Linked DNA regions of Mus musculus: region 2 is linked to region 1. A link is a loop called in an ENCODE intact Hi-C map of the cell type or tissue named here. Cell type or tissue: heart. All regions are shown on one strand.

Region 1 (5,000 bases):
CATGTGGAGGTTCCTCTAAAAACACAGGGGCCACCACAGAAATGGCAGCTACAGTCTGAAACCCACACTGTGAAACAATTACACACTACTGTTTTTCAAATAAAAGACGTGATGGTAAACTTATTCATATAAAAGACTGTAGATATTTTCTTTTTAAAAAAATATAATATTCCACGAAACAGTCTTTGAGTAAAGGGCACTGAACTATTAAATTCTACCCCAACCAAATATATTCCAACTTTTATTTCAAGTTCAAAAGAGGAGAAGGATAGGCTAGAACTATCTGGATTCTTTCTATAACTTCTAAATTTTGACACAGTGTGTGTAAGGCATATTTCAAAGATGTTGTATCTGTTTAACACAAGTTCAGAGCAGAGGCCCAGCTCCTGGTAGGGGAGAGAAACTCTTCCTGTATTTTTGAGAAGACCCAAAACTGAAGGACCTCTAATTTCTAGTAATTATCCTGGTACCTTACAGCCCATGATTACAGATATAACCATGCCCTGAGCTGCCCTCCAGTTTGTTCTAAACTCAGTGCTTGTAATTAGTCTTGATTAATACTCCACATTTCATATCAACAGAAACAGTGAATCCAAAAGACCCTGTGTTTTCCTGCCTCATGGAGTCCCGCTGCTGTACATGTTCTGTGCCTTCATCAAGGGAACCTGCTGAGCAAATGGGATCGGACAAAGCCTTGGCACCCACCTGGCCTAACTATTCCCGGGGAAGCAGCAAGGCCTTTCCTGTAACCATCTTAATCCCTTATATCAACTAATTAATACACAGAGAAAGCTTTTACTTGTGTGTGAGCAATTATACCAAGTTCCTGGTCAGTGTCCAAATGGATTCACAATATAACTCATGAACAATGAGGCTTAGGGAAAGACATCATCTAAAGATGACTTCTAAAATGAAGAAGAGCTTGAGAAGCAGGCATTAAATGACTCTGTTAGTAGCAGGGTGCCGGGACAGAAAATAAATGCCATTCTTTTTTTTTTTTTTTTTTAGTAAACTAATTCTGAGGCCTTATTTTGCACATGTGTGACTACCTTAACCAGGCCATTTACATGAGCAAACTAGAACCAACAGATAAAGGAGTTGTGACTCTCTCTTTAGATAGCTGAAATGGTTAAAGACTTGCAAGGGGCTGAAAAGCAAGAAAACGTCATGTCCTCAAATAACTGCCAACTACTAAACATCTGAACAAACTCACTGCGCACAGACTCCTGAAAGCTACCCGAGACTCAATGAGTTCACCTTGCTGCCTCGGCGCTAAGTACCTGCTCTCAAGGTCCTTGTGTTCTTTCCCTTTTAGAATGTGTAACAGGAAGCAGTGATTTGCGAATCACGGCTGCCTGAGGACTAGCTGAAAACTGGAGCCAGCCTCAGAGGATGGGGAGCAGAGGAGGGCTCAGAGCCTGAAGCAGAGTACAGCATCCCCTGCTGCAGGTTCTGCCCTCCACCTCACCTCAGCCAGAGTGGCAGTCGTTCTAGTGTCAGGGCAGCTCGTCCTCCAGCAGAGCAGAGGGCACAGGATCCTAGTGGCTCGGGCAGTCGAGAAAAGGCTCTCCCGATAAAGCATTAGATTGTGGTAACAGGCCCTGGTGTGCACTGGGAACTCTTCCTGTGCAGACGTCTGGCTGTCTGGCTGGGTGGGAGGACTTTATCCAATAAAGGTCCAGCACCAAGTTCATGGAAGCCAAGCTTTTAAGAAACAAAATGCTTCCTCTAGTCACCACCCTGATAGACTGTCATCTACCACACATTCACACTCATGTATTTGTGTGTGTGCGTGCTGTTTAGACTGTCAGAATTACTGTACTGAGTCACCCTTAGGAATCAGACACTGTCCTCCCAGCTAGAAGAATCGCCCACCCCTGGAATTTTCAGGATCTTTTCCCACCTTTCCCAGTGTATACCCACTGGCAGGAACCAAAGAGCTATCACCCTGACAAGAGAAAACAAGCTGTGGGCCACTCTAAGGAAACAGGTTTTTCCTTCCCTCGTAGAGACATTCTTTCTTGGTGAGCTCATGTAAAACAGCAAAATGCTCAGTGAACATACTTGGTCCCATTCCCTGCAGGTGACTGTGCCCTTCAGCTTGACCTGTGATATAGAAAGAGAGAAAAAAAACCACTCTCCAGTTTCTAAGTAAAAGGTGACCATTTGGCAGCTAAGGTGATGGAAGCTGGAAACAGTGATGTGGAAGAACTTGTCAGACAGGTGTGGCCCGGGAGCTGGGAACACAAAGCAAAATGTTTCTGGGGGCCAATCTTGAGCCAAATTAATTTAAAAGGACAGGATAGCGACTGTGTGATGTTTGTGCTATGTTGGTATTGGGGGAAGAAAAAAAAAAAAAAAACTGTTCTTATCTGGCAAGGGCGCCCCCTGCTGGCCGCCACTCTGAACTCCGCCTCTTGGTCTCTCTCCAGAGAAGGCAGAATTGCTTGCACAGCACAGAGAATCCGGCAGGGTTAGATGGGCGAGTCCCTCGCAAAGCACACAAAAAGAGCAAAAGGTGCGGGTCACCGCCCCAACCACAATCTACCTCCGTCACGGTTCTCTGCAGTCAGATAAATTACAAGGCGGCTGGAAAGAATGACTACGCTGATTACTGCTTTGCAGGTGAGACGTTGGAAAGCCAGGGAGGAAAGAGGCCATTTTATGGGGCCCAGCCGCAGAAAGGATTCCTAAATTACACTCACATGTTTATAGCGCTTGACTATGGGACTAAATCTCCACTATCCTTCTAATGGCTCCGGTTTATTGTGACATTCTTAATAGTAATTACTTAAGGTCCCAAGCACATGACACAGCAGCCTAGGATTAAAACCCATTCGAACAGTAGACAGAACACCTTGCCAGCGAGTGACCTAAAATCAGCCTTGTGTTCCCACGCCATCCCCCACTTACCCCCTATTTCTTTGCGAGCTACTAGGTGCACAGACATTTTTTCATGAGCTGCTCTTCCAGTGTCTCCGCTTTCCCCTCTCACCTATTTTGTCCTATGTTTGGCCTCTTACAAAACCCTGCTAATGTTTCACAATATTGGCACACTACCCCCCCCCGTCGTCTCCCCCCCCCCAAAAAAAATTCCAGCAAAACACTTTGGGCAGAAAACACTTTGTAATCTGGGGCTCGTGTTTAAACTCGCTGTCGTCCATTGGAACTAGTTACTCAAGGAAAATTGCCACGGCGCTCAGCTGGTTCAGACTACCACAAAGAAAACCTGTTTGTGGAGGCACACGGGTCTCTGCACTCCTGACAGAAACGTCATACTTGAGCGTCTTTAGCTCGGAGTTATATGCCCTTAGTCTCCGAGAGTTCACCAGCTCAGGCTGAACTTGGCTTCCCCCTGGGACCTCAATCTCATGTCTGTTCCCAGCTCTCGACTTCAAACACGGGGGACAGGGATGCAAGGCATCTAGGCGTGAGCAGAGAAATATAATAGACAAAACAAACATGCTTCATCCCCTTTGGGTCACTGGGTCTGGTTTTCATTTTCTAGTTTACATACGAAACCAAGGGGTAAGAAGAAACGCCCATGGAATACAGGACCGGGGGTGGGGGGGGTGGGGGGGGGATCCCTTATTTCTGAATTTTAAAGACACTGCCATACATCGAAACGGGTTGTTTGCTCTTTATTGGATCCAGTTTGCTGAAATTTTTAGTTTTCAGTTCTTTGTGTTTCTTCTGCAAGTGGAAGACTACCCAAATGAAACAGTTTATAGTTATCCTTGTATGTGCTAGTTCGAAGAACGCTTGCTGACCGTCAGGTGTGTTTTTGTCCCCATGTCCGATGTGGGACAATATTTAATTCAAGAGTGTATTTTATTCACCTCTTGCCTTAGCTGGTCCTGTAGGCAGGCATCCCCAGGAATAGCTTGATGAGGGAAATGTTTACCTACCAAAAGCTGTGAGAATGACAATGTGGGCTGATTTTTATTTATAAGAGGGGGGAACTGAGCAATTTTACAATGAACCCGATCAATCTGTACCCGTTTGGGGAATAATTCTTCTCTGAATAGAGTTATCAAGACACCTGTAGTTTACCTGACCCTGTGTCTACAGGAAGCCAGAGGTTCTCATAATTATGTTCAAATGCAAAGAACTTTTACTGGTTACCACTTAGACAGTAGATGACCCCCATAAGACTTGGGATGACTTCAGTTGCTCCACGTGTCCAAAGGCTCCAAACTGCACATCCATGTTCACACATGCATTCTCTAGGAAAGCCAGAATCAGCCTCTCTTTATTTCAAATGTGGGGTAAGTACAGTGGCTATCAGCTGGACAAGCCGTGGAGAAGGTTATTCACCTCTGCAAACATCACAACAGTAAGCCATGTGCTAGCACAAGGGAAGTCCGCCATCTCTCAGGAAGCCAACCTTGTTCTGGTTTTTTTTTTTTTAAGCTACACTGTGTTACAATACTCTCATATTGTAACAATACTTAGAAACTATGTCAGCAAGAGGAGAGAGAGAGAGAGAGAGAGAGAGAGAGAGAGAGAGTATCAATAAATAAGCTCTGTCTGATACCCCTCAGATTAAACTCAATATGCCATTAATATGAAAAGAATTTGACAGTTTACATAAGGGATGTGACCTGGTGCCAACAACCTCTGGCTTCTTCATTCTCCAGATGGTAGCAGATTAGCAGGCAGCCTTTATTCTCCTAAGAAGATTTCCCCCCATGGAAAAGCTATAAAGACCAATTCTGTTCCAAACTTCAAGTCTCCTTCACAAATGTCTACCCAATTCTAGGCCTTAACTAATGCCTATTAAAAGAAGCCCTTGGGCTCAACGTTATGCAGTGTGGGGGGAAAACACTAAAGGCAAACTTAACTCTAATGCCTGCCTTTAAAAGATCTATTGACAGAAGCAGTAGGGAGAGTTTGAACTGATGTTAACTTAAAGAAAAAAAGCTGGTGAGATTCAATTGTGGATGTGAATGCTCGAGTGAGTTTGATCTTGACGGGGGCTTAAGATAAGGAGGATAAAA
Region 2 (5,000 bases), 330 kb before region 1:
TTTGTTTCATGTGTGTCAGTACACCATCGCCGTCTTCAGACACACCAGAAGAGGGCATTAGATCCTCATTACAGATAATTGTGAGCCACCATGTGGATGCTAGGATCTGAACTCAGGACCTCTGGAAGAGCAGTCAGTACTCTTAACCACTGAGCCATCTATCTCTGCAGCCCTGGAGTCTCATTTCTTAGTCTCCATTTCTGTATCTCTTTGGTGGAAGTTCCACAAAACAGCCTGATGGTCTCTGAAGTGCCATCAAGTCTCTTCTAGCTCCAGCACCTTAGGTTTCCTAGACGGCTTGTAATTTATCCACGTGGCAAGTGTCTGCCATATTGTCTGAAATTTCTATAACCTTGCCCTGGAAAGACCAGGGCAAGGCCTCAAACCAACTTCAAAATTGTTCTGGCAAGCACTTTAGGGATGCACAGGGTCACTGCAGACCCAAGCATGCTGGTGGCTTGCTAGGAAAACTTTATTCTTAATAAAAAATACAATAACATTAATAGATCACTCTAGTATTATCACATGAATCAAATATATTAAAAGGTTAAATATATAAGCATTTAGGACAGTGCTTTACACATGACAAATGCACAGTATACATTCACTATTATATTCTTTTTAATACTAAACACTTTCCACAAATATCTATTGTCATTGCCCGGGCATTATACATATCTTCTAGGCCATCTTCTGCTACATATGCAGCTAGAGACAGGAGCTCTGGGGGTACTGGTTAGTTCATATTGTTGTTCCACCTATAGGGTTGCAGACACCTTCAGTTCCTTGGGTGCTTTCTCTAGCTTCTCCATTGGGGACCCTGTGTTCCATCCTATAGATGACTGTGAGCATCCACTTCTGTGTTTGCCAGGCACTGGCATAGCCTCACAAGAGACAGCTATATCAGGCTCCTTTCAGCAAAATCTTGCTGGCTTATGCAATAGTGTCCGAGTTTGGTGGCTGATTATGGGATGGACCCCCAGGTGGGGCAGTCTCTGGATGGTCCATCCTTTGTCTCAGCTCCAAACTTTGTCTCTGTTACTCCTTCCATGGGTGTTTTGTTCCCAATTCTAAGAAGGGGCAAAGTGTCCAAACTTTGGTCTTCGCTCTTCTTGAGTTTCATGTGTTTTGCAAACTGTATCTTGGGTATTCTAAGTTTCTGGGCTAATATCCACTTATCAGTAAGTGCATATCATGTGAGTTCTTTTGTGATTGGGTTACATCACTCAGGATGATATCCTCCAGATCCATCCATTTGCCTAAGAATTTCATAAAATCATTCTTTTTAATAGCTGAGTAGTACTCCATTGTTTAAATGTACCACGTTTTCTGTATCCATTCCTCTGTTGAGGGACATCTGGGTTCTTTCCAGCTTCTAGCTATTATAAATAAGGCTGCTAAGAACATAGTGGAGCATGTGTTCTTATTACCAGTTGGAACATCTTCTGGATATATGCCCAGGAGAGGTATTGCGGGATCCTCTGGTAGTACTATTTGACAATGTTCTTAAAGACTAAAATGACTTCTGTGCATGCACCCCAATGGCTCCTCTTATTCCCGTTCTGATATCTCACACCAAGTTTTATTCTCTTTGCTTTGCTGACTTTTACAGCATGAGTCATCTCTCAAGCACCATGACCCTCAAAGCTGCTGTTAACAAGTCCAGGGACAACACTTGTCATGTTTCCGATGGGTTGTCAATCCCTCTCCAATCTCTGTCTCTGGTAATATTAGTATCAGCTAAATTGTGTACTCAGAAGAAAACGCAGGAATAAAGTATTTCCTGGTGTGCAACCATATCTGACCGTGGATTTCTAACATAGGGCATATTTCTTTGGAATTTTTACATGGCTCTGGAATGTTTTAGTCCCTCGTGGTCTGTTATTGATCTAAGGCTCTATAAACTACTTTTGTGATTCTGATTTGAGAGATCAGAGAAGACATACCCACTGAATGATTATACTCATGGAGGATGACAGTCAAGAGGAGCCCCTTGCTAAAACCACAGAGGCCCTAGGAGGATTGTCTCTTGCTCTTAGATTTCTGAGCAACATGGTGACAGAAGTTCTTCATAACACCAACAAAAACAATTAAAACAGAAGCAAAACACTGTGTGGGTGATTTTTATGCCACTCCTGAGTTAAACTAGAGGGTAAATTGTCCAACACGTGCCTACTCAGCTCTTCAACATTTGCAATCAGAGGACTTCAATGGCTGGGGATGAGAGTCCACGAGACTGAAGCACACATACACCGGGCCAACTTCCATGGACATGCCTCATCTCAGGCCCAAAGTTTGGTTTTGTGTCCTGAGGCTTGACAGAGTTGCTTTCTTTTTCCTTCAAGCAGAAATATTTGGCTCCTTGGTTTGGAAATTAAATCCTAGAGGCTCCCAAGAAATGGTACATCTGCTTCAGCAAGTCCTGGAGGACCAGGCTTTAATTTACTGCCCCCTGGTGGATGGATCGGAGTTGCAGTTCATTTAAGTCTCAGCCTTGAGAGCTAAGTCTTTTCTGTTCATTGATGCATAGTTGTCGGTTCAAACCCTGAATCTCAGTTACTCTACATGGCATTTCCTGTTGAGCTTGGATCAGTAAGTGGCTGGAACGTCTGTAGACGCTCACTTAACCGGTGGCGCTTCCCTGCTCTGAGGCTATTTATCTTTGTTCCGTTTCAGTGGCATTTCTAACTACTTTTACAGACCTTTAGTCCAGTCCCTGGCATTATACCTCCGACTAATTTCTCAAGTTTCTAGGAGAGCTGGCTTCTACCTCTGGGCTCACAGCGGGCTTAATTCCCATCCCACAGTCACAGCCAAGACCCTTGAGATTTGTTCTCATCTAGTGAGGGAAGGCAAGGGCCACAGACGAACCCAAGCATGGCTCTCACTGACCTCTCCTCCTTTTCCAAGAACTGTTCCAATTTCCTCTGCTTGGCGGTGCCCACTGGCTTTGATTTAAAAAGAAATCCTCAGCCTGTTGTTCACAAGGGAACTTTTAAGGCTTCCTTCGTTGACCTTCAGCCATTAATCTCAAACCAACTAACAGAATACTGCAAACCCTAGCCTGGTAGCCCTAGATGTACCCCCACAAGGGACTGTTTCTTCACATACCAGGACAGCACCCATCGTCCCAGTTGAGAAACTAAATCCATCCTAGGAACAGCATGTCACCCTGCAGGCTTTGCTGAAAAAAAAAGCAATCTTTAATTAATTATTAAAGATCAGAGATGCAGGGAAGGCTCTTACTTCCACAGACTACAAATACTTTTTCCTCTCCTCTCCCCTTCTGACCTGCAGTCTCTTCCTCAGCAACTATCTCTCTAACCCGTTGACCTCAACTTCCAGTTGGTGGACACTCAACTTTCTCGGATTCTTGTTGGCATCTATTGGCCTTCCTACTCTAAGAGGTGAGATCACCTGAAGGTGTGATCCCTTAAGTGATAAGAAAGCTAAGCCCATTCAGTCAGCTCCTATCTGGACACATTTGATTGATTCGTAATCTAAAAATGTACTATAGACTCCAAGTTCAGCCTGGGTATCTTTCGTGACTATTAATACTGAGTCATTCCTCCTGTTTCAATACAGCTCTAAATCCCATTTGAAACATCCACAGCTCTTCCTCTCGGCTGTATTCCTACCCATGTGTATTTTGTGGAATTACATACATGTCCCGAAAGGCCTTAAAAGGAACTTCCCTATAAGTTCCTATTTTGTGAGATGACATCTTGCAAAATCTCTGTTTCCCACACTGAAGTATTGAAAGAATACAATCCTCCTTTTACTCTTGTCTGCATAAACCAGAAAGCATAGATGGTGCTACTGAGTGACAACATCTAGCTTTGTTTAAGGTATTCAGAACATTTTTTCGTAATTTTTTTGTAGGCAGTATCCATGCACGATAGCTAGAACATACCTAAATCTCATTTGGAGTTTTCTATATTACACCATATATAATACAAGGCTGTCCGACCACCAGATCACTGAAGGATTATATAGATCTTGATGATGAATTTTGTCACATGTTTGCACAAAGCTCTACAGAGACTGCCCTAAAGGCATTCTTGGGCATCCGCCATTTTTTCCTGGCTTTCCCTTTCCAAATCAGTGTTCCTGACTACCCCACTCCTCCCCTGCCTTTCGTCATCATTGTCCATACCAGCAGAGGTACAGGTCTCCACACAGTAGGTCCCCACACTCTGCAGCCCCCCAAAGTGCAGATTCTGTGATTTTTATCCAGAATTCTTTTCTCCACTCACTCAGCTATCATGGGAATCCTACTGAATACAGATATAAAGTCCACCCCTTGTAAATTTTCACTTTATAAAGCATTCAATCATTCACTTATCGCTAATCACCAGAATTGTTCCACAAATATAAGTTGTTTTCAGTCACTTCCTCTAGACAACACTTTCTGGTTTTTAACCTACAAAATCGATTTGAGGTGATCCAAACAGGAGAAAGGACCATAACAAATAGTTGGCACAGATTTGCTGTCTAAATGAGAACAAGTTTAAAAGCTACTTTGGATCCACAAATCATATTAGACCGGTGTGATTATATATCACTTACTACATTTGTGTTCTAACAATACAGAACCTCTCTTTCCCTATCGATATCTACAATGATACTTGTTCTCTGAGAGTAGCACCTACCCTCGATATTTGGGGATGTCTATCCTGAGCGCTGCATTGATACATACTCTCGAGAGAATTGCATGGCCTTGAGGGTCAGTTTTCAAAGACCAATGCATCTTGTCAGACTGCGCTGAGACTGGGGTCTGAGAAGAATGCTGAAGGCTTTGATGGATTATCACTGAAACTGAACTGTGCTGGAAAGTTATAAATCATCAACTTCCTTCAGGCCGAGACAGCACTGATTACTAGATAGATCATCAAAGTCACCAAGCTATCCTGGGTCCTGAATGGTACATTTTTTTAAAAGGCATCATCAAACAAAAATGTAAACAAGGCTAATATGCGTTCCGGGGCATGAGAAGTTCG

The links. Hi-C counts contacts between places; a loop is a spot of excess contacts. Peaks named below come from ENCODE experiments on the same cell type or tissue, not always from the same donor. Only the 100,000 strongest peaks of a DNase experiment are listed, where the experiment ranks them.
Region 2: a loop joins it to region 1, with 2.1 times the contacts of the local background. A loop is called at or near these places in 1 of 42 quality-filtered maps.

Annotation. Positions count from the first base shown.
Region 1 is chr17:62,781,718-62,786,717 of GRCm38, forward strand. The region is part of intron 1 of Efna5 (ephrin A5); the gene reads right to left. Gm52303 (a long non-coding RNA gene) reads left to right here. Exons shown (of 2, transcript XR_003952355.1): 1 at 1-2,625. It overlaps Gm46583 (a long non-coding RNA gene), which reads right to left. Exons shown (of 2, transcript XR_001782160.2): 2 at 1-5,000. Among named protein-coding and RNA genes, the nearest start is that of Gm52303, 6.0 kb to the left of the region's middle. In heart, a CTCF peak has its summit at 2,412 (motif pointing left); DNase peaks (open chromatin) are centred at 1,484 and 2,444; H3K4me3 peaks cover 958 bases; H3K27ac peaks cover 1,678 bases.
Region 2 is chr17:62,456,657-62,461,656 of GRCm38, forward strand. Gm25800 (a small nucleolar RNA gene) reads right to left here and starts at 464; the gene lies at 331-464. In heart, a CTCF peak has its summit at 2,458 (motif pointing left); a DNase peak (open chromatin) is centred at 2,445.